Regions from separate parts of the Homo sapiens genome. Here regions 2, 3, 4, 5 and 6 are each linked to region 1. The links are chromatin contacts, found by Hi-C or POLR2A ChIA-PET in ENCODE. All regions are on one chromosome and are shown on one strand. Each heading gives the region's core, a stretch centred on a gene start or an enhancer-like site at or near the end of the contact. The rest is flanking DNA. Distances are from core to core; before and after follow the strand shown. Region 1 holds the start of AGO3 (argonaute RISC catalytic component 3). Region 2 holds the start of KIAA0319L (KIAA0319 like). Region 3 holds the start of SH3D21 (SH3 domain containing 21). Region 4 overlaps THRAP3 (thyroid hormone receptor associated protein 3). Region 5 holds the start of THRAP3 (thyroid hormone receptor associated protein 3). Region 6 has its middle 32 kb from the start of MAP7D1.

Region 1 (3,558 bases), core at 98-2,597:
TGGTAAGTACTTTAAAATGGTAAATAGTAAATACTTGTGTTATTCACTAACATTTGGGGAGGATTTTCTCTGTGCTTTATGTATATTACCTAACCTTACAAACTGTGTAAGGTACATGCTGTTCTCTCAATTTTTCAGATAAGAAAATTGAAGCCCAGAGAGATCAAGTGACTGATCCAAAGTCCCACAGTGAGGGGAACTGAAGATAGGATATTCTTTCTCCTTTTCCTCTTTAAAAAATTATTTTGATTAAAAAAAACCGTATTACTGAAGCATAGGGACATGGGGAGAAATTATGAATGATTCCTCAGCCTGAATAAAATAGTATGTTTCATTAAGGCAACAAATATTTATTAAGGACCTAATATTTGCCTGACATTCAAGTGAGGTGGGGGGCACACAAGTAGTAAATAAATAACAGACTGGGCAAAGGGCTACCAAGGCAATACTGTAGTAGACTAACAGGTGCCCCACCATAGATGGGTGGTCCGGAAAAGGCGTCTCAGATGTCTTTCGTTGAGACGCAAAAAAAAGCTGTGGGGTAGGGCGTAAGGGGAGGGTGGAGAAGAGAGAGAGGGTTCCTGGCCAAGGGAACCAAAAGCAGAGAAGCTCCAAGTCAGAAAAAAGCAGCGGTTGGCCCGTTGGGAGAATTGGAAGCCAACCAGTATAGCTGTAGCACAGGCGGGGCCCATTTACGCCGTGCGTTTTCACCCTGGAAAGGAGTTTGGGTTTTCAAGTGTGACGAGGCGCTATTAAAGAGTTTTAAACATGGAAATTACTCGATCTGATGTTTGTGTAGTGTCCTGTTTGTTAGTCATCTTTTCCAAACTATAATACATTTTTTTTTTCCTAAAAATGGTCGTTAAAGCAGCCTAGGACTTAGGTCAATTGCGGTGGTCACTTGACCGCCTGTGAGGAGGCGGCGCGTGGGGTGGATCGGACTGGGCGTGGCGGGGGCTCAGGAAGGAGGGTGGCCCTACCCCAGCGGGCTCGGCTCGGGGCCTCCGCGGCAGTTCGGGGTCCTTCACCCGCCGGCTCCAGGTAGGCTACTCCTCAGGTAAGCCCCGCCGCCAGCCGCGACGTCGTCGCAGACAGGCACCGCCCCCACTCGTGCGGCGCGAGTAGTCCTGCCCCTCCGCGTTGTCTCCGGCCGGCACGGCCCGGCGGGGTACGGCCGAGCCCGCCGCATGTGGCCCGGCTCCCGGACACCTCCCCGGCGTCCTCCGCGCCGGCCGCTCCTGCCCCGACGTCGCTCCGGCACGGCTCGGGGCCCAGAGGCGAGGCGAGGACGCCGGGCAAGCCAGGCAGCGGAACTGACGCCGGCGAGCTTCCGGGGCGGCCCCGGGCAGGTCGGCGGCGGCGGCCCGCAGTCGTGGAGGAGCGGTGGGAGCGTCGGCGGCCGCGGGCGATGCAACTTCCGGACGGGACTCCCCTCTGTCCGCGCCTCACATCTCCCCTTCCTCTCGCCTAGTCCTGTGCCGTTTTCCGTCCGCGACTCTTCCGGCCCAGAGCTTTCGGAGTGCGGTTGCTCAGGGGAAGCCGTCGCCGCCCCCGCCTCGGGGCCGAGTGAGAGTGCCCGTCGCGTCGCGCCGCGTCGCCCCCCGGGCCGCCTCCTTGCCGCCAGTGGCGGGCTCCGTTCTCCCTCGAAGCACTCCCCCCAGCTCCATGAATGGAAATCGGCTCCGCAGGTGAGTCAGAGTAGCTGGGCCAGGTAGGGGATGTCACCCAGCTACTGTCCTCTGAGCATCCCTGCTCCTCCCGCCCGGCCCAGGTGCGCGAGGTGAGCGTCGGGCGGGCATCGCTCGGTCTCCCGCCCCTCGCCCTGCTCCTCCGCGACCTCCCCGCAGCCCAGCCCCAGTTCCCCGGGGGCCCCTGAGTCGGCGAAACTGCGAGGCGGGGAAACGCTTGGAGGATTTAAGTTTGGGGTTATCTAGGCGGCATTACTCTTTGCTGGAGTACCCTTCTTCTAGACTTTAGAATGGTTTGCCATTGTCTAGTTGGAGTGCGTGTCCTTTAGCCAGGTTGTGTGTTCCGTAGAGGCTGGGCAGCCAGCCAGCTCCCTTACCTACCTCTTAGGATAGTTGTGAAGATAGGCTGAGATAACGGATAACTTCAGATTAAGTTCGAAGGAGGTGTTGGTGCAACGTTAAATTCAACATGGCATTGCTCCTACCCTCGAGTTCTTTTCTGTTGTTTGTGGCAGCATGGTAGATAGTTTCTGAGGAGCTTGGAAATGTCATAGCAGCCTGGATCCCTGCTTATACGAGGAGGTGGTTCTTAAAATTGCTGACAGTATATTTTTTTTCATTCTCTATTCCTTAGAGAAGTAGTTGTCATATTCCTGGAAATTTGGAATTTAAGAAAACTGCTTTATCTCTGGGGGCAAGAGCAGCAGTTTTGCAGTCTTAAGAGAAAATTGCAACATGGATAGTACTTGTCCTTAAAAAAGGAAAAGTATTGTTTATGGTTCTAAAGTAATTAATTCAGGGACAGAAAGGTGTTGCATAACGGTTTGCCTAACAAATGATCATGCTTGGCTTATTAAATTTGAAAGTATGCTTCAGACGATCACAAGTTCGTAAATTAATTTTCAAAATATTTGCGGGGCTGTCTTGTTACTAATGGTGTTACAAGTTCCTGAATTCCATATCTCTTTTTGCCAATTTGATATAAGAAAAACTTACGTAAAAGAAACCAGTGACATAACGATAGCTAAGAACTTTGTTGAATAGATTACGTGTCAAATGGTTGCAAAAAAGCACTCAAACTGGGGAGATGAGATGGGGAGAGAGTTACAAATTTTTTTTTTTTTTTTTTACAAATTTTGTTACATGGAAGTTTCTCTAATCAATTTAGACCATATCTCTTTTTCCTGCTCCATTGTTTCGCTTTCCCCCATATCGTCTTAAAAGGTCTGTCTGGATTGTGAAAAGATTTCGACTCTTATTCAGTTTTGATTTGTGTATTTCTGAAACTGTCCTGCCCTTTTAAAAAAATTACCATACTACTGTTTTACTGTACAGGAGATGTGATTATTTGGGACCATAGGTGATCTTTGTACATAACTGTCCTGTTGTCAAGTCTGGAAAACAAGTCATGAAGGTCAGACCCTTTATTAATCATCCCAAAACTTTTAAAGATATTTCAAAAAAGTTTTTAAAGTTTTTTCTTTTTCTCCTTAGGGTTTTTCATATGATATTGTGCCCATATATATGGGAAATGTCTTAGAAAACATTTGTTACATCAAACCACCTAGTCAACTGGTACAACTAAGCCAAGTACAGCTCAGAAAATACATTTTACCTCTTCTTTTTTGGGTGTCCCATTGCTGAAATGGATACCCATTTAGCTGTCTTCACATTTGGGGAAGTGTGTAGTTAGATTATCAACTATATGCCTGGGTCTCTTGAAAAGTAAAGTTTTTTCTTCAGTACAGTTTATACATGATTGAATGTAGCCTAATAATGAAGATAAGCTATACTTTGGCTCAAGATTGTCATCAGAAACAAAATTTTCATTATTCCTGAGACTTGTATATAATTGGTATGCTTAGCTTTA
Region 2 (3,558 bases), core at 552-3,051, 370 kb before region 1:
GAGGTGTGTGGGCCAGAGACATGTTCAAGAGATTATGAAATGGAGCCTAAGTTAGAAAGTACATCCAGCAATTTCTCTAGCCTCCCAAGAGGGAACGAGTGAGTATGCATGTGTGCATGTATGGGTGTGTATGAATCTTACCCAACACATTTCTGCCTACCACAAAAGGATTTAAAACTCAAGGTGACTCAACAGCTGTCATCAATAGCCTGACAGGTGGGTGGGAGAAGCAGAAAAGAAATGAATAGCTTTTGAAAAATGGAGTAATAAACACCACTGGACTAACAAGCTGATTAGAAGTGCCATGTCTAATAAATCTTGCGTCTAAGAGAAAGGCAGAGTTAATTTCATTTGAACTCCTAACCAGTCATTCCTCTGAAACCTATAATTGCCTAAGGGCACAAATCACTGCTAGGGTCCAGTTAAAGGCTTGCTGACCAAACGCAAGAACAACAACACATCACCAAGATCCGAATAGTTTGTTACTGAATCAAAGGGTAACAACCCAGGGAGAGAACACACACCCCCACAATACTTGACAAATGAAAATCTAGAGAAGCTCACAATAGTTCTGGCATTTAGGGCGTTACAAGTACACCCAAAATAAAAGCACTCTCTGTTGCAGCAGCTGTTCAGACAGAGCAGGGGGTAATGTTTACTTAATACTTCAGGTTGATGGGGGATGTATCACAGTTCAGTCTGTCAACTACATACGTGGAACTCCATTTATGTACACAGCGATAAGATATGTTTGAACAACGATGGAGCACGTCTGAAACAATCTATTCAGTTGGTATGAGTAATCGAGAATAAAGCTCTTTTTTAAAAAGTCTCAGATATTTGGGAAAGTTACAGAACAGACTGCCATGAATAGCTTTGCTTATATTTGCAGACACTGTTTTCCAAATAGCTGGAAAAATGAACAGATTGTTCTGGGAGGTCGTCTTTCCAATTTGTTCCTAGTTTTCAGTCTGTTAATCACAGGAGAGAGCACAAGGAGAGTCAGCTAATGCTCTTCACTAACTGCAACTACTGTCAGTTGGACACAACCACTATGAGACCAGAAGCCAAAGAGTTCCTGGAATCCCGCCAGAGGTTATCAATTTTGACTTCCTTCATTTCACCTTTGTGCTCACTGCAGCCACTACAGGACCCTCTGTGGGGCATAATTTTCAAAATCGTGGATGAGGCAGGTTTCACATTATAATGGACACATCGTGCTCAACCCCATCCCCTCTTCATTCTGCACCAACTTTCTATCTCGGTGGAGAGACCAAACATCAGAGACAGCAACTAAAGACTAGGCTGCAGAGGTCGAAGGTGGAAGAAGGACGGCAGCGCCCCGAACCCCGGCTGTCTGCCTGGCTCTCAGGGGATGGAGGGAGCTGCATGACTAGGCCCAGGCCCGAGAGAAGCGGGGTTCAGCCTGGGACCCAAGCTGCGCACCTGCAAGGACAGAAGCAGCTGGCTGCCCTGGCCGAGCCAGGGGCGCCACCTCCGGACCCAACATCCGGCCAGCGCAGCCGCTGACATCGCCCGTCCCGCTTGCCCCTCCCCTGAGCCCATGGTCCTCGGCCTGGCAGCCAGCCGCCCCCGGCCACCTACCGGGGCTCAGGGCCACATAGCGGGGCCCCGGCTCTCGGCGGCCTCCGCCTCCTCCTGGTCCATGGGCTCGGGGACCCCCAACCTTCGCTCCCCTCACCCGGAGGAGGAGGAGGAAGAGGAAGAAGGTAGTGCGGGCTCCCCACCCGGACAGCTACCTCTCGCCTCAGCCTCCCTGGACAGCGACGGCGGCCGGAAACACCGCCTCCTCCCACCTCCCCGGGACCGACCCGGAAACACACTCTCCATGCTAACCAAGCCCTCCCGCCCCTCCCCCGGGAAGGGCAATGCCGGCCGCGAGACCAAGGGGGAGGAGGGGCAGTGCTGGGCGGGTAAAACTACGCACAAGCGAAGGAATCTGGGCCCCCAGCCTCTCGCCGCCCGCTCTCCAGAGGCAGTCTGCACCTTGCCTCCTTCGCTCGAGCCCCAGCCCCCAGACTCGGGCAATACCCACAAGCAAGATGGCGGCAACGGCGGCACCCCCTACTGCTTAGCACCCTGACTTGCCATTGGCCAGAGCCCGGAGTGAAGCAGCCGCGGATTCGTCAAGAGCGGTGCGGGGGTGGGGGTGGAGCTGCAGCAGCCTGGAGCCAGGAGTGGGCAACGCGGCGTGAGCAGCGGCCCGAGGCTCCCGGAGCATCGCGCTGGGAGAAGACTTCGCCGCTCGGGGCCGCAGCCTGGTGAGCTCAGCCCCCTTCGGGCCCTCCCCTGCATCCCAGCCGGGGCCTCTCCGAGCCGGCGCTGATCGATGCCGACACACCCCGGGGACCCTATCGCGACTCCATCGCGCCATATCGCGACACCATCGTGCCCTGTCGAGACTCCATTTTGTCACAGCCCTTTTCAATATATATCTTTTTTTTTTTTAATTTGCCCTGTCATCTTTGGGGGCTGTCTCCCATGTCGTGATTTTGACGTGATCTCTCCGTGACATCACCGCGCCATCGTGAAGTGTGATCTCATCGCCGCCCTGTCGTGACTTCATCAATGTCGTGTTGTGACCTGGCTGCGGCGGGACAGGTGGTGACCGCCAGGAACCCTCCTCCCCTTCTCATCTCCCCATCTCAGCAGCCCTGCTTCGATTATCCGGCTTTTGGATTCTCCGTTGTCCTGGGAACTATCCGGGACCCCCTCTTGCTTCTCCAGCCCCTGCCGGCATCCACAGGCTGGTAGCGGGACGGGGAGGGCGAGAAGAGGGAGCGCAAGGGGTTAATTCTGCTGCTGCCGCCGCCGCTGCTGCTGCTGCTGCAGCCTCTACCCGAGGGAGGGAAAGGAGAGGAGGCAAGGAGCCTGCGGGGGCGACTGAGAGCCCTGGCTGGAGGGGTGGGGTCCCCAAAGGGGCCTCCAAGCCTTCCCTGTTGAGCGTCTTGTATTCTCACTTCTGAAGCGTATCTCTGCCTCTGAAGAAGGGAGGGGAAAGGAAGCCTGGGGTGTCCTTTTCTCCCATGTCAGCCTGAGTCCGGATAATCGAACTTCACCCATGTATGTCTCCATTTCTCCCTGTCTGTCCTCACCACTCACTCCCTCTGTGTCCCTGTGGAGGGAGATAAAACCCAGCCTCCGGTGCCAGGGGGACAGCTGAGCAGTGGGGCCAGCTCCCGCCCACCCCCAGGAGACTGGTGAGGAGAGCTGTCCGGCTGAGCAGCAGCATGCATGGTCCTTCTTTCCCGCTTTCTGGAGGTGACCTTGGACCAGGGTCCCTTCTTTATCCCTAAGGATTTGCAGATCCAGCCCCTTAAAGGGGCTTCTGGGGGGAGGTCAGTCCTGAGGAGTCCACCCCTCCAGATTCTCTCCTCCCCTCCCTCTGTGCTAATCCCTCCCTCCCTCCATCCTCCACTCTCACCCCCACCCCACCCCCGTCCCTCCTCTGCAGAGGGATGCTCAGTCCCTCTTGTGTTCACAGTTGGGCAAGGCGAGCATCATGGCCTCGGATTGCGAGCCAGCTCTGAACCAGGC
Region 3 (3,558 bases), core at 744-3,243, 380 kb after region 1:
TTTGGAGCTAAGATGACTAATTTGATGATTTTCGATCTCTTTTCCCCTGTCCTGATTTTAAAAGCCCCCTCCTTTTTTTTTTTTTTTTTCTTTTTTTAGGCATATGTAGTAATATTAGAAACATTTAATTTGGGAAACTTTGATTCTTGAAAGAGAAAACAAAAGCATGTGAATAAACTTTGAAGTGTTCACCTCAGTTTGGGACCAAACTGCTTGGATCTTTGTAAAAACCGGTTTTGTATGTCAAGGAGGAGTTTAAGGCCTTTCCGACCACCTTGTGTTCCCCTTTTCTGCGCAGCCATGTATCACGTGGAGTTGCTCCTTACCACACCTCACGTGCCCCTGAGCCCTATTTCCTGATTTCTTCTGGGCTGGACTTCCCCGTTCTCCACCAGCAGCTCCAGTATCCCAAACTTTCTAGTCCTGCTGATCCTCCCAGCAACGGGGTGGAAACTGGAGGGCAGTGTCTGGTCTGTTTTCTAAGAAACTTATGAATTCTATTATCTTTACAAATATGAGAAAATTTTTTCAATATTTTTTATTAATCTTTTTATAAAATGAAAAGAAACTCCTATGATCGATTAAGGAAGGTGGTTATGGCTGGGTGGTTCAGGGGTTTTTTTGGGTTTCTTTTTTTTTTTCTTTGTCTTTTTAACCTTAAGCTGTTTAAGTTGAAGCATTCTCAGATGTTTGGGGGGAAACATCCTCTTAAAATGGGTCCTTGTGCTTGCCTTCTGGGGAGGCGGTCCTGAGCAGGTGAATCATAAGGCATTTATGCATATGTTATATGCGGACTGCACCCACCTCTCCCCCCCAGCCTTTGCCTCTTGCGTTGTTGTGCTGCTTTCCCCTTACTTTGCTACATTTCTATAGTTAAGTTGGTTTTACTTGAATGATTCATGTTTAGGGGGAAAATGAAAATCTCCCTTAAAATTTGTTTCAACTCCTCCTGCAAATAAAATAAATGAAGTGGCAGATGTAAACGGGTTCTGTTCATTGTCATCCTGAGTGTGTGTGTGTGTTGAGGGTGGTAGATAACTTCCCACGGCAGTTTCAGAAAACCTGAAAGACAAAGGGCCTGTGGGGCCTTGCGCAGGCTGCTGGAGTCCCAGACAGACACAGTCCTTCCTGGGAGGAGCATTGTGTACCTTGGACACCCCAGGAGAAACAGATTTTTTCCACTGGTGTCATAGGCAAGGACTTTGGCTTCCTTCATCATGGTGGTGGGGCAGGGATCAAGGGATGTGGTTAGTAGGCTCAGCCTTCTACCTGAAAGAGCCTATCCCACATGGACTGGCCATAGGGTGGGCCCTAACCTTCAGACTCCTGCCGGCTGGGGACTCAACTGTGAGCAGAAATCTTGGAAGCTGGTAAAATTCATTCTCCCGGCCTAACTCCCAGGGAAAACCTGGAGGTGTTTTCTGAAACCAAACTAGACCTCTGGCCCCAAAGCAGGGGTCTTTGCTGTGTCCTTCCTATATGGGGGTAGAGAGTGGGTACGGGGCCAGAGAGGAGTACGCCTTGAAGGAAAGCAGACTGGAAGTGTCCACTCAAAGCTATTGCTGGTACAAGGGCAGCCACTTCATTCACTCAAGGCCGGTTTAGAGCGGTTGCTACTTGCTGGGGGGCCCCACCCTGGTATGTGCCTCTCCCCACCTTTTCCCCTCAAGCCAAAAGCTTGTGAGCTGGGGAAGGGTGGGCCTGGAAAGGCTCTGTGCAAATTGTAGCTGGGAGCCTCCGGGCAAAAGCTGAGGGAAAGGGAGAGGCGGCTGGCCTAAAATTTAGGTGGGCGGAAGAACCTGTGACGGAGCTGTGACCGCTGCACAGGCCAGAGACCCTGGAGTCCTCCTCACCCCGGGGTTGGGGGCCGGACCTGCTGAGCCGGGCCGCCCCCTCTCCACACCCACTCCCAGCACCTGGCCCGACCTATCGGCTGGCGGCTACGCCTCCTTTACCCTACTGTCTTGCCTCAGGTCGCACCCTGCGCGGGCCCAGTACTCGGCCGTCAGAGGGAGCTGCCAGGCTCTGGAGGGCGCCCCGGAAACCATGGGTAAGTGCGGAGGCTTTGAGGTGGCCTCTCTCTGCAACCGTGGACATAGCAAGAGCCCACACCACCCCCCGACCCCCGCTGCCCTCTACGGTGCTTGGGGACACGCCCGCCCTAGCCAGGCTGCCCGGCTGGGCCTTTCTGAGCCGCACGCCGGCCCCGTCTTCCGCCCGCAGAAGTCCTCGTCCTGGCCGGATACCGCGCGCAGAAGGAGGACGAGCTGAGTCTGGCGCCCGGGGACGTGGTCCGGCAGGTGCGCTGGGTGCCCGCGCGGGGCTGGCTTCGCGGAGAGTTTGGGGGCCGCTATGGCCTCTTCCCCGAGCGCCTGGTGCAGGTGAGGCCGAGCCAGGGGCGGGCTGTGGGGTCTCAGCGCGCGCCCCCCGGGAGCTGAGAGCGCCTTCCCCGTGCCCTGATTCCCAGGAGATCCCAGAGACCCTGCGGGGCTCCGGAGAGGCGCGGAGGCCGCGCTGTGCGCGCCGCCGAGGTGAGCGCAAGGGCGGGGACGGGCGCCGGTGGGCGGGTGCACGGAGCCAGTGCGACCCCGGCGTCTCCGGCTCTTAGTGACGGGCGCGGCTCTGGGCGGGACCTCGGGGCCGCCCTGCGGTCTGTGATTGGTTCTCGAGTGCAATGCTCCGCCCTGGGGCGGGGCTGGAGGGACCAAAGGCTACGTGCGCGCCTTGCGCTTCCCCCAGCTCCTCTGACTGGGGCGTCCGACTGGAGCTCAGCCGCGCTTGTCCGGTGCTAGGTCATCCTGCCAAACACCCGAGGCCCCAAAGATGGTGCAAAGTGAACTTCAGCTACAGCCCAGAGCAGGCGGACGAGCTGAAGCTGCAAGCTGGGGAGATCGTGGAAATGATAAAGGAGGTGAGGGGTGAGGTGATGGGACCGTTTGGGGGAGGATGATGGAACGCGCCTCCCTAGTGAGCGGGGTGGGAAGTGAGGGTGTGGACGGTGGGAATGGCGACGGTGCAGATACGGGGAAGCGCGGGAGGGAAGGAGGGAGGAAGGGGCGCTTGGGCAGAACCAAGGGTGGCAGATTATCCTAGGGACTCTTGGGGCAGAACCAGACGCCTCTGCGTCCTCCCCTCTCCCCAGATTGAGGACGGCTGGTGGCTGGGGAAGAAGAACGGGCAGCTGGGAGCCTTCCCATCCAACTTTGTGGAATTGCTGGACAGTGGGCCCCCAAGTGAGACCTCGACTCTGTGACCCTGTGACTCGCAATCTCCAATGACCCTCCCAGTGGCATGAGCCTGTGATTCACATATCCTGACCCTGTGACCCCTCTGACCCTCTCCCATGACCTAACCTGTGAATTAGCACCCTCCCTAACCTCACTGTCCCCCACTAGGCCTTGGTAACCCAGACATGCCTTCAGTCAGCCCTGGTCCCCAGCGGCCTCCCAAGGTAAGTTGGCTCAGAGTAGGCACAGAGGTGGTGAGTTCCTCTTGGGGTGGTTGGAGGCTCATCTAGTTCCTCCCTGCCCCTTCCCCCACTAGCTGAGCAGCCTGGCC
Region 4 (3,558 bases), core at 575-3,074, 320 kb after region 1:
GATTTAGCATCCTCTGTGTTCTCTAGTAGAGTACAATTTAGCCACGTAATAGTGAGATTATTTAGGAATGTTTTCTAAGACTGACTTTATAAGACACATTAAAAAAATATACCTTAGAGGCTGGGCACAGTGGCCCACGCCTGTAATCCCAGCACTTTGGGAGGCTGAAGCGGGCGGATCACTTGAGGGCGGGAGTTCGAGACCAGCCTGGCCAACATGGCGAAACCCAATCTGTACTAAAAATACAGAAAATTAGTTGGGCGTGGTGGTGCGCGCCTGTAATCCCATCTATTGGCGCAATCTCAGCTCACTGCAACCTCCACCTCCTGGGCTCAAGCGATTCTTGTGCCTCAGCCTACTGAGTGGCTGGGACTGTAGGCGTGTGCCACCACGCCCAGCTAATTTTTGTATTTTTAGTAGAGATGGGGTTTTACCATGTTGGTCAGGCTGGTCTTGAACTCCTAAGCTCAAGTGATCCGCCCACCTTGGCCTTCCAAAGTGCTGAGATTACAGGTGAGTCACCGCACCTGGCCTGAATGTTCTTAATGTCACTGAACTGTACATATAAAAATGGTTAAAATGGGCAGTTGTATGTTATGGCACTGGAGATATAAAAAGGAATTTGATCTGATACCTGCCCTCAAGGAGTAGTTTACTTTAGTAGTAGTGCATGACCACTGGTTTTCAAGGAAATAGAGGCTCAAGTGATAAGGAAATGCTGGTAGCTTATAAAAGTTTTGTAATGTGATAAAAAGATAAGTTCTGGGAAAGTAGTCATTATGAGTTCTTGACAGTTCAGTCTGATCTACTGGACCGGGATAACTCAGATGGGAAAGTTACTTTTCCCCAACCTCTCTGCACAGCCCGAGAGCATGAGTTTAAAAACCATTGGTCTAGGTAGAAACGTTCAGGTGCATCAGTTGGCATGTTTGATTCCTCTCTGTGTTGTACATTGAGACCTTGAGGCACAGAATGATAGGGTTATTTAAGGAGCAGACTCATTCAACCTGGAATTAGGCATAGGCTTGGGTTTGTCGTTGACAGAGCCTACTGCTCTTTTTACAGGTTTTCAAGATGGAATTAGTGTCTTATGTTCCGAGTTTGCTATAAAGCTAAATTCTGAATTCGCATGAGAATGTAATTGTTTAATGACCACATGACTACCCAAACCAGCTTGTTGAAGTCGTGTCTTTTCACTGTCATTTTGATACTGGCCCAATTAACAATATTTATTGAGTACTCCTTTGTGCCAAGCACTTTTCTGAGAACTTTATACATATATTAATTTATTCGGTGTTCAACAACACTGTGAAGTAGGAACAGTTTTATAGATAAGGGACCACAGATAGTGAGATTTAATTAAGTCACTTATCCGGGGTCTCACAACTAGTAGTTGGTGGAGTTGGGAATCAAACATAGGCTTCAGAGCCAGATGTGCTCTTATTATTTATTGAGGAGTTCAGTTGCTTTGGAAATTGCTTTGGGATGACTAATTACTGACTTTTATTTGTTTTACTATGAGTTGCTGGGCATAAATATTAAAAAATATCAGTTCCTACCATTTGGGAGTCTTACAGTTTTGAGAATTACTATTCATGAGGGTTTATTTTTATTTTTATTTATTTATTTTTGAGACGGAGTTTTGCTCTTGTTGCCCAGGCTGGAGTGCAGTGGCGCTATCTTGGCTCACTGCAACCTCCGCTTCCCGGGTTGAAGCAATTCTCCTGCCTCAGCTGCCCAAGCAACTGGAATTATAGGCATGTGCCACCATGCCCCGCTAATTGTGTGCTTTTAGTAGAGACGGGGTTTCACCATGTTGGTCAGGCTGGCCTGGAACTCCTGACCTCAAGTGATCCACCTGCCTTGGCCTCCCAAAGTATATGTTTACAGGCATGAGCCACCGTGCCTGGCCAAGGTTGATTCTTAGTGGCCATCTGCACTAAATGCATTTGTTAGACAAATGATGAAGAAAAGGGGTTGATAACCTTTCCAAAGGGTCAGATACTTTAGGCTTTGCTGGCCAAGAGGCAAAGTTGAGGCTACTCTGTGGGTACTTACATGACAAGAGAGAAAACAACTTTGCACAAAGTTTTTATTTCAAAATACAATAATCAGGCTAGGCACCGTGCCTCACACCTGCAATCCCAGCGCTTTGGGAGGCTGAGGCGGGCAGATCACCTGAGGTCAGTTCGAGACCAGCCTGGCCAACATGACGAAACCCTGTCTCTACTAAAAATACAAAAAAATTAGCCAGGCATTGTGGCGCAAGCTTGTAATCCCAGCTACTTGCAAGGCTGAGGCACAAGAATCTCTTGAACCCGGAGGACAGGGGTTGCACTGAGCCAAGACCATGCCACTGCACGCCAGCCTGGGTGACAGAGTGAGACTCTGTCTCAAAAAATATATATAGATAGGCATATATATATATATATATATATATATATATATATATATATATAAATGTAAATAATGAGTATAATTTTTGTAGTAACAGGGCTATAAGAATGGAATTCTGCTTTTGGGGAGTACAATTTCACTTAATTGGGTTTCCAAGTTAGCAGTGCCTTTCAAAATTGATGGCAAATATTTATTTGTTAATGCTGATCTGTCGTGAAGTTTTATGTGTGTCATCTTTGAAAATGTCTTCACACAGATTGGGTACTGCCAAATACATTAATCATTGAGCATGTGATTTTAATTGAGCAGATTTATCTTTTGGAAGGCACAGAAATGTGTTAGATTCTTGATATTTGTCTTTTAGCATACCATAACATTGCAGATAAATCGCTTCCAATTGAAGATTAGATGGAAGCTCCTTAGCTGCACAGTTAGACAGATTTTGAAATATGGAGATTTAGTTTACACATGCATTAAGGTTGGAAATATGCTGGAACTGTAGTTTGAGCTCAGAAGATCTGCTTCAGATTTGTGTGGGTATGGAGATATCACTTCTTGTTCAACTTTTGACAGTATGAGAAGTGAATAAAGTAATTTGACATTTCTTGAAATTGAAACATTTATTGTCATTAGTATTATTTTATTACAGTATGTGTTTCCCATAGAAGTGCTGTTTTGACTTCTAATTTTGTTTTATTTCTTTGAGACAGAATCTCCCTCCGTCAGCTAGTCTGGAGTGCAGTGATGAGATCATAGCTCACTGCAACTTCAAGCTCCTGGGCTTAAGCGAGCCTCCTGTCCCAGCTTCCTGAATAGCTGGGACCACAGGCGTACACCATTGAGTCAGGCTAATTTTTTTTTTTTTTTTTTTAGTTTTTGTAGAGACGGATCTTGCTGTGTTCACTAGGCAGGTCTCAAACTTCTGACCTCAAGCTGTCCTCCTACCTTGGCCTCCCAAAGTGTTGGGATTACAGATGTGAGCTACTGTGCCAGGTCTTTGTAATTTTAAACTGTATTCATTAAGAAACATTATCAACTCTGCAGCAAAAGCTAACTTCAAAGCTATTTGGTATCCGCAACAGTAATAGTGGTTAAGGGTGGTTCTTGTTGAAAAATTTCATACTCAGCCCTGAGCTTTTCAAGAAACATAAAATTTTTCTG
Region 5 (3,558 bases), core at 684-3,183, 290 kb after region 1:
GATTCTCCTGTCTCAGCCTCCTGAGTAGCTGGGATTACAGGTGCCCACCACCACGCCCGGCTAATCTGTAGTATTTTTAGTAGAGAACGGGTTTCGCCATGTTGGCTGGGCTGATCACGAACTCCTGACCTCAGGTGAGCTGCCCGCCTCGGTTCTCCCAAAGCGTTGGGATTACCGGCGTGAGCCACCGCGCCCGGCCTATGCCTGTATTTCTTAAAAGGGGAGCCAAAATTATGTATTTTGGTATCCATCTAGTTTACTACCGTGTTCCCAGTATTTTACACTGGGCATTGTATACAGTAGACACCCAGAAAATCTTTGAATTTAAAATTACATTGGTTCAGCCCCGTGGCTCACGCCTGTAATCCCAGCACTTTGGAAGGCCGAGGCAGGTGGATCACTTGAGGTCAGGAGTCTGATACCAGCTTGGCCAACGTGGCGAAACCCCGTCTCCACAAAAAGTAGAAAAATTAGCCGGGTGGTGGCATATGCCCGTAAAATCAGCTACTCAGGAGGCTTAGGCAGGAGAATCGCTTGAACCTGGGAGGCAGATGTTGCAGTGACCCAAAATCGCACCACTGCCCTCCAGCCTGGGCGACATAGGGAGAATCTCAATAAATAAATAAATAAATAAATAAAAATAAAATCAATTAAATTAGAACGTTTTAAGAAGCACTGCGCAGTACGTCGACCACAAGAAGTGCTCAAAGAAGGAAGAAAGAGTAAGCCGTGTGCAAGGAATGCTGCCGAAGCCACTAAGGGCAAGGGCTGATGTGGCGTGGTCTGCTACTTGAGTTGAGCCTTGCAGCTTTTCTCTTAGGAAGAGCATTAGATTTCTTTATTAATTGATGTGTACTGTGTCTACTTTTCTCTGGAGGTGCAGAAATCCATCAAAACTGATCTCGGCTCTCAAAGAGCTCACAGTCTTGTCGGGGAAGGCCCCGATACTTACAGAGTAAGATGCAAACTTACTGTGGGAACACAGGCATAGGGAGGAGCTAGTCAACTTTGAAAGCATCACAGATGACCTATGAGATGGGTCTTAAATGTTCAGAGACACTAGAGCAGAAATTCCGGAGGAAACCAGCCTGTGCAAAACTGATAAACGCAGAGATTCTCAAATTTGTAGGTGGGTAAGAATCACCCGAGAGATCGGTTTAAAATGTAGACTGCAGGGAGACACTCCCCGGTAAACTTTTGGTTCAATACCCCAGTAGCACCCATTTTAACAAACTTCCCAGGACGACAGTCAGAAAATCATAGTTACAGAAGGCAGGCTGGGGAGAGGCGGTTTCTGGGTCTCCGAATGAGGTCACACAATTAAAATTAAAAAAACGAAACCAAACCAACCCCTCCATTTGCGTTGCGCTTTCAGGGTGCTTGAGGCTTTCCTGTGCCTTACTTTGTCGGAGCCTGGCAACATCGCTGTGGGGTAGAAATTACAAGTCTCATTTCACAGGGGAGGAAACAAGTTTAGAGAGGAGGGATGAATTTGCTCAAGGTCACAAAGCGGAAGGGAGCGCAGCAGAGACCAAAAACAGGGAGACTCGACTTCCAACTCGGAAGCTTTTCAACAAGGCAAGCTGGCCCGGAGTGGGTGGGGCTCAGACTCTCCCTCCAGGCTGGTTCCAAAATGGTGGGGGCAGTGGCGTCAGCAACGCCCCCGCCCCTTCCGTCCACCGCCCTCCTCCATCTCCAGGCCACCCAGGCGGGGGGAGGGGACGGCCCCGAGCAACCCACGTGACCGCCGACAACCGAGCGCGTGACGCAAAGCGGCGGGCCCAACGCTCGCCTTGTCTTTTGGGAAACGTAGTTCTGATGGCAGCCAAGTCGGCCAGGAGAGGAGGGCGTAGGACTACATTTCCCAGGAGGCAGCGGGTCTACGCCGTCGCCGTCGTCGGAGAGCGGAGACGCTGGGCGCGCTGTGGGGCGGGGGCGAGGTTCGGGCTGGTTGTTCCGTTGCGAGCTGCAGCTGCGATCTCTGTGGTAGGCCCAGGTGAGTGAGCGCCTCTGATGGAAGTTAGGGCAGCTTAACCGGCTCTAGTGGTTTCGTCTCTTATCTTTTTTCCCCAGCTGCTGGTCAGGGGCTCGGGGAAGGCCTGGCGTGGAGTCGCTCCCCCCAGCTTACACCCTGGCCTCTTCTGAGCGGGCTCCGTTCCCTCCGGCTCCTCCCCTTCCCCGCCCTTTAGGTCTTCCCCTGGCCCCGGCCTAGCTCCCAAGGCTCTTGGTCGCCTTCTCTGCAGAGCAGCTCCTACGCCGCTTTATCTTGCAGTCGGCCTGGGGGCGGCCACTCCCTACTCCTCCCGTTTTGGTCGTATGAACCCCGTTATTTGGATTTCTTTTCCCGGAACTCCCGAGTGCCCTTCCCCCCACCCAGTCCCCATTGGCCTGGTTCGGTCTTCTCCTAGGGCGCATGTGGCTGCCACTCAGTAAATGTTAGTACCGCTTCCGTTCTTTCCAGCCTGGTGGCCAAAAACGGGATAGTCCAAATTTGTCTCCTACGGGAATATTAGAGTTCTCACTTTTTTCTTGGGCTGGAGCTGAGGCCGGCTTGCATTCCAGTGGCAATCGGCGTGAGTTCTGCTTATATGAGGTGAATTATTTTGCTTCTCTTAGCACCTAAGCAACTTTTATCAACTGTTGTCTTTGACTTTACAAATCTTAGGGGTGGAGCATGGCAGCAGAAGCTGGGGAGCAGCAATGGTGCACAGAAGTTGGAAGCCATCAGTGGCAGTACAGTGTTTATGGGGAATTTGTTACTTGGGGTGAAGGGAAAGCCTCTGAGAGTATAGAAGGACCTGGCAAGAGAGAGGCAGTGAAGCTTCTGTTGGGAGCATAACAGAAGTATCCTGAACCAGTTGGCTTGGGTTTAAATCTTGGCCCTGCTATCTTTTGATCTTAGGTCAAGAGTCTTCATCTCCAGCTGCCTCAGTTTTCTTATCACTAAAACAGCAGTAAGTAACAGTGACCCCTTTACAGGGTTATTGTGGAGACTAAATGAGATAAAATAAAAATCACTTAGCCACTGTTAAAAAGTAATATCATCATTTATAGGTTTTTTTTTTAGAGTGTGCGCCGAGAGAGATGAGGCGTGTATCACACCGTTATTTTTCTTCTGTTTCAGATGACCCTGACTTTTTTCGTTTGTGGAAGTACTGTTGTAGTCTGTTCTGTAATTCTAGACAGTCTGACGTGTGTATTATGATTTAGAAGCTTGTTAAATAGCCAAAACCGGCTCCTGCCATGAACAACTTGTGGAGCAAATCGGGCTCAGTTTGTTCTTTGCCGGGAGATGTATTTTGTGAGCCAATGTTCATACGTTAATGATAAGTTTTACTGCAGCCATTTGGGCTTAATTGCATTTTGTAAGAGAGTTGTGTTGAGGTTTCTGTAAGAAGTGATTTGATTAAAAACCTCTATATCCAGTGTAATTCCATCTCTTTGTTTTTTAAACGTTTTAACACCAGAGAAAGATCTCCAATTTTGGAGACTGATGTTTTTAGTTTTGTAGACTAGGTACAGTTCAATTTTAGCAGTGGTGATGGTAGTAGTAGTACC
Region 6 (3,558 bases), core at 392-2,891, 260 kb after region 1:
TCCCAGCTACTCGGGAGGCTGAAGCATGAAAATCACTGGAACCCGAAAGCAGAGGTTGCAGTGAGCCAAGATCATGCCATTGCACTCCAGCCTGCGTGACAGAGCGAGACTCTGTCTCAAAAAAAATTTTTTTAAAGAGGTGTGAGATTCCAGGCAGAGGAAACAGCACACGTGAAGTCCCCATGATGAGCATGGGCAGTGTAGCCGGAACCTAGAGATTGAGAGGGAGCATGGTGTCAGAGAGGTGGGAAGGACCAGACCACGAAGGACCCATGCGCCATGCTAAGTAAGAGTTTATTACAAGAGTGCTGGGAAAGTGCCTGAAAGGTTTCAGCAGATGGGCAACATAGTCAGATTAACAATTTGAGAAAAGATGATCAGGACTACCACCTGGAGAAGGGACTGAGGAAAGGGGAAGAGTGGTAGTGAGAAGTCCAGACAGGAGCACCAATCCTGGTGAGAGATGGGGACAGGCCATGAGTTTGACTTGACTTGGCACTCTGTGGATAGCGATTTCCTTTTTTTTTTCTTTCTTCTTTTTTTGGGGGGTGGGGAGGATGGAGTCTTGCTCTGTTTCCCAGGCTGGAGTGCAGTGATGAGATCTTGGCTTACTGCAACCACCATCTCCCCGGCTCAAACCATCCCCCCACCCCAGCCTCCCAAGTAGCTGGGACTACAGGCACATGCCACGATGCCTGGCTAATTTTTGTATTTTTGGTAGAGACAGGGTTTCGCCATCTTGCCCAGACTGGTCTTGAACTCCTGGCCTCAAGTAATCCTCCCGCCTCAGCCTCCCAAAGTGCTAGGATTAATTACAGGCATGAGCCACCGCACCAGGCCTCTTCTTTTTTTTTTCTCTTTGAGACAGGGTCTCACTCTGTCACCCAAGTTGGAGTGCAGTGGCACCATCATGGCTCACTGCAGCCTCAACCTTCTGGGCTCAAGGGATCCTCCTGTCTCAGCCTCCTGAGTAGCTGGGAATACAGGCACACACCACCATGCCTGGTTAATTATTTTTAATTTTTTCCTGTAGAGACAGGGTCTCGCTATATTACTCACACTGGTCTTGAACTCCTGGACTCAAGTGATCCTCCTGCCTCAGCCTCCCAAAGTGTTGGGATTACAGGTGTGAGCCAGGACAGCAATTTCTTATGCAAATGTGGTGCTCACAGGAAGGGTCTGATCCCACAGCTCAGGAAAGAGGAGCCAGGAGGGAAGGAGGGAAGAACACAGAAGTTCTAGGAGAGACTCAGCCTTTAGGAGCCTGGAGTGTGGCTCCTCTGAGACAGCAGGGCCCTAGGGGGCAGTGAGGGCTTTGGAAGAACTGGCCCAGGCTGCAGGGAGGTAGCCTCCAGGTCTGATTTCCTGGTTTCCAGCTGGAGATTGAGGAATGTCCGGTCTGTTCCAGGCCCTGACTGAGCCTGAAGAGAGCGGAGGTGGAGGCAGAAGCCATCCCCTCTGGAGATCCCTCCCTTTCCCCATCTCTGCCCTTTCCCCAGTAGGGCCAGACTAGGCAGGGCCAGAGGAAGGCAGCAAAATGCCCTTCCCTCCTCCCCTCTTCATCCCAGTCGCCAACGCTCCTGAACTCCAGCTCTGTTACAACACCCCCGCCCCTCAACACACACACAATCTTTCTTTAACAGGACTCCCCAGCTCCACTGTGTGTGCCCGTGGGCCCTCTCAAAGGAACATTCAGTCCAACCCGAAGCCTGTGCCCTGCTTCCCAATGAATGGCGATCTCGCTCCACCTGGTGGTTACATGAGCACATTGGCAAGGCAGTTGAGGTTGGAACTGCCAGGTCCACCATGGACCAGACCACAGGCCTATGGCTGATGTCCTGGCTGCAGGAGATGTGTGCTCTACTCTAGACTTGGCCAGTGACTCACTCTATAACTAGGCAACCCTCCTGACCTCTGTGAGCTTCAATTTCCTCATCTGCAAATTAGGGCTAGTGATATGGGTAAGGTATTCCTTGAACAAACACACAGAATAAGAGTCTTAGTTGCAAGGTCCCCTTCCCACCATGAGGGGCCATGATATCCTGAGGTAGCTCAACATCACCTCCTGTGTACTGCCAGTCCCTTCCCCAAACCACTCCACTTTGGGACAGCCGTATTAGACATGTCCCAATGTGGCCAGAACATTGAGCTCTAATTGACCAACAGGGCATGGAGTGCAATGGCGTGATCATGGCTCATTGCAGCCTGGACCCCTCGGGCTTGAGTGGTTCTCCCACCTCAGCTTCCTAAGTAGCTGGGACCACAGGTGCACACCACCATGCCTGGCTAATTTTTAAATTTTTTGTGGAAACAGATCTCGTTTTTTGTCCACGTTGGTCTTGAAATCCTGGCCTTAAATGATCCTCCTGCCTCCGCCTCCCAAAGTGCTAGGATTACAGGTGTGAGCCACCGCCCTTGGCTGGTAAGGACATGGTCTTTGCCTTCAGTGCATTCAGCCTAGAAGTGGAAGAATACATAAAAATAGAATACAAAGCCAGCGCGGTGGCTCACGCCTGTAATCCCAGCACTTTGGGAGGCCAAGGTGGGTGGATCACCTGAGGTCAGGAGTTTGAGACTAGCCTCAACATGGAGAAACCCCATCTCTACTAAAAATACAAAAAAATTAGCCGGGTGTGGTGGTGCATGCCTGTAATCCCAGCTATTTGGGAGGCTGAGGCAGGAGAATTGCTTGATCCTGGGAGGCGGAGGTTGCGGTGAGCTGAGATCACGCCGTTGCACTCCAGCCTGGGCAACAAGAGCGAAACTCTGTCTCAAAAAAAAAAAAAAATAGAATACAGTGCGAGGTCAGTGACATAATTAAGCACACAGTGCTTTGGGAATATAAAGGATAATTTTTTAAAAAAATCTTTAGAGATGAGGGTCTTATTAAGTTGCCCAGGCTAGACTCAAACTCCTGGGCTCAAGGGACCCACCTGCCTCAGCCTTCCTAGTAGCTGGGACTTCAAGTGTATACCACCATACCTGACAAGGAAAAATATTTGACCTGGGTTCAAGCAGGGAGAGACTGTCAAAGGGAGGCCTCCTGTAGGAGGTAATACCTGAGAATATCCTCTGAATTAAGGGTTAAAAACTTGAACGACTCCCAAGGGGCAGCCCCTGTCACTCCCCTCTGGTCCACAGTTGCCAGGTCGAATTGGATTCCAGTATGGCTTGCGGTGGCCTACCAAGGGTAGGATGATGGGCAGGGTCTGCCCCAGATGTGTGAAATAAAAGTGCATCATGTGTAGAGAATTTAAGAACCAAGATAAAAATGACTAAAAGTCAGTTTGCTTTTTATTATTACCTTGCATTGACATTCTAAACAATGTTAAAAAAATACTTCTTGAAAAAAATATTTCACCGTCTGAGTTCTAAATAGTGGCTCTATTTATTGCTGAATTGTTTGGTTTTTTGTTTTGTTTTTTTGAGACAATGTCTCGCTCTGTTGCCCAGGCTCGGTGTGCAGTGGCACAATCATGGGTCACTGCAGCCTGAACTTCCCAGGCTCAAATGATCTGCCATCTCAGCCCCCGAAGTAGCTGGGCCTACAGGCATATG

Evidence for each region. A loop is a pair of places that touch in the nucleus more often than their neighbours do. ChIA-PET counts read pairs that join two places held with the same protein, here RNA polymerase II (POLR2A). Pooled maps may share reads with other maps.
Region 2: a map of naive thymus-derived CD4-positive, alpha-beta T cell shows a loop between it and region 1 (12-fold over the local background). The contact joins the promoter of KIAA0319L here to the promoter of AGO3 in region 1. A Hi-C loop is called at or near these places in 1 of 168 maps with a recorded cell type or tissue (naive thymus-derived CD4-positive, alpha-beta T cell), 2 of 37 single-sample maps with no recorded cell type and 13 of 50 pooled maps. POLR2A ChIA-PET finds 5 or more read pairs at or near these places in 3 of 52 experiments (AG04450, CD4-positive, alpha-beta T cell and activated B cell).
Region 3: a pooled map shows a loop between it and region 1 (5-fold over the local background). The contact joins the promoter of SH3D21 here to the promoter of AGO3 in region 1. A Hi-C loop is called at or near these places in 8 of 50 pooled maps. POLR2A ChIA-PET finds 5 or more read pairs at or near these places in 4 of 52 experiments (GM12878, PC-9, WTC11 and 1 more).
Region 4: a loop to region 1 is called in a pooled map, with 1.9 times the contacts of the local background. The contact joins the enhancer-like site here to the promoter of AGO3 in region 1. A Hi-C loop is called at or near these places in 1 of 50 pooled maps. POLR2A ChIA-PET finds 5 or more read pairs at or near these places in 2 of 52 experiments (GM12878 and activated CD4-positive, alpha-beta T cell).
Region 5: a loop to region 1 is called in a map of CD8-positive, alpha-beta T cell, with 25 times the contacts of the local background. The contact joins the promoter of THRAP3 here to the promoter of AGO3 in region 1. A Hi-C loop is called at or near these places in 4 of 168 maps with a recorded cell type or tissue (CD8-positive, alpha-beta T cell and naive thymus-derived CD4-positive, alpha-beta T cell), 10 of 37 single-sample maps with no recorded cell type and 17 of 50 pooled maps. POLR2A ChIA-PET finds 5 or more read pairs at or near these places in 11 of 52 experiments (CD4-positive, alpha-beta T cell, CD4-positive, alpha-beta memory T cell, CD8-positive, alpha-beta T cell and 8 more).
Region 6: a loop to region 1 is called in a pooled map, with 4 times the contacts of the local background. The contact joins the enhancer-like site here to the promoter of AGO3 in region 1. A Hi-C loop is called at or near these places in 6 of 50 pooled maps. POLR2A ChIA-PET finds 5 or more read pairs at or near these places in 4 of 52 experiments (A549, BJ, MCF 10A and 1 more).

Annotation. Positions count from the first base shown.
Region 1 is chr1:35,929,758-35,933,315 of GRCh38, forward strand. AGO3 (argonaute RISC catalytic component 3) reads left to right here and starts at 1,348. Exons shown (of 19, transcript NM_024852.4): 1 at 1,348-1,688. The coding sequence starts at 1,670. It overlaps AGO1 (argonaute RISC component 1), which reads left to right. Exons shown (of 19, transcript NM_012199.5): 19 at 1-775. RefSeq lists enhancers at 964-1,487, 1,488-2,012, 2,013-2,535 and silencers at 991-1,500, 1,511-1,850.
Region 2 is chr1:35,555,602-35,559,159 of GRCh38, forward strand. It overlaps KIAA0319L (KIAA0319 like), which reads right to left and starts at 1,802. Exons shown (of 21, transcript NM_024874.5): 1 at 1,606-1,802. It overlaps NCDN (neurochondrin), which reads left to right and starts at 2,198. Exons shown (of 7, transcript NM_014284.3): 1 at 2,198-2,622; 2 at 3,506-3,558. The coding sequence starts at 2,590. RefSeq lists enhancers at 1-431, 1,232-1,959, 1,960-2,686, 1,976-2,035, 3,414-3,558 and silencers at 1,496-1,595, 1,606-1,745, 2,817-3,026.
Region 3 is chr1:36,304,375-36,307,932 of GRCh38, forward strand. It overlaps SH3D21 (SH3 domain containing 21), which reads left to right and starts at 1,994. Exons shown (of 16, transcript NM_001162530.2): 1 at 1,994-2,050; 2 at 2,224-2,381; 3 at 2,468-2,531; 4 at 2,793-2,911; 5 at 3,143-3,233; 6 at 3,396-3,451; 7 at 3,544-3,558. The coding sequence starts at 2,047. THRAP3 (thyroid hormone receptor associated protein 3) reads left to right here. Exons shown (of 12, transcript NM_005119.4): 12 at 1-983. RefSeq lists silencers at 2,035-2,084, 2,305-2,744 and enhancers at 2,242-3,042, 2,845-2,894.
Region 4 is chr1:36,250,512-36,254,069 of GRCh38, forward strand. The region is part of intron 1 of THRAP3 (thyroid hormone receptor associated protein 3); the gene reads left to right. Among named protein-coding and RNA genes, the nearest start is that of THRAP3, 28 kb to the left of the region's middle. Within about 2 kb of position 1,825, at least 5 of the 41 ENCODE cell types and tissues checked have a DNase peak (open chromatin) inside an H3K27ac peak, as active enhancers do.
Region 5 is chr1:36,222,510-36,226,067 of GRCh38, forward strand. It overlaps THRAP3 (thyroid hormone receptor associated protein 3), which reads left to right and starts at 1,934. Exons shown (of 12, transcript NM_005119.4): 1 at 1,934-1,996. RefSeq lists enhancers at 731-900, 1,111-1,410, 1,324-1,851, 1,811-2,020, 1,852-2,380 and a silencer at 1,561-1,680.
Region 6 is chr1:36,186,595-36,190,152 of GRCh38, forward strand. No RefSeq gene overlaps it. Among named protein-coding and RNA genes, the nearest start is that of MAP7D1, 32 kb to the left of the region's middle. RefSeq lists an enhancer at 1,263-1,961. Within about 2 kb of position 1,642, at least 33 of the 41 ENCODE cell types and tissues checked have a DNase peak (open chromatin) inside an H3K27ac peak, as active enhancers do.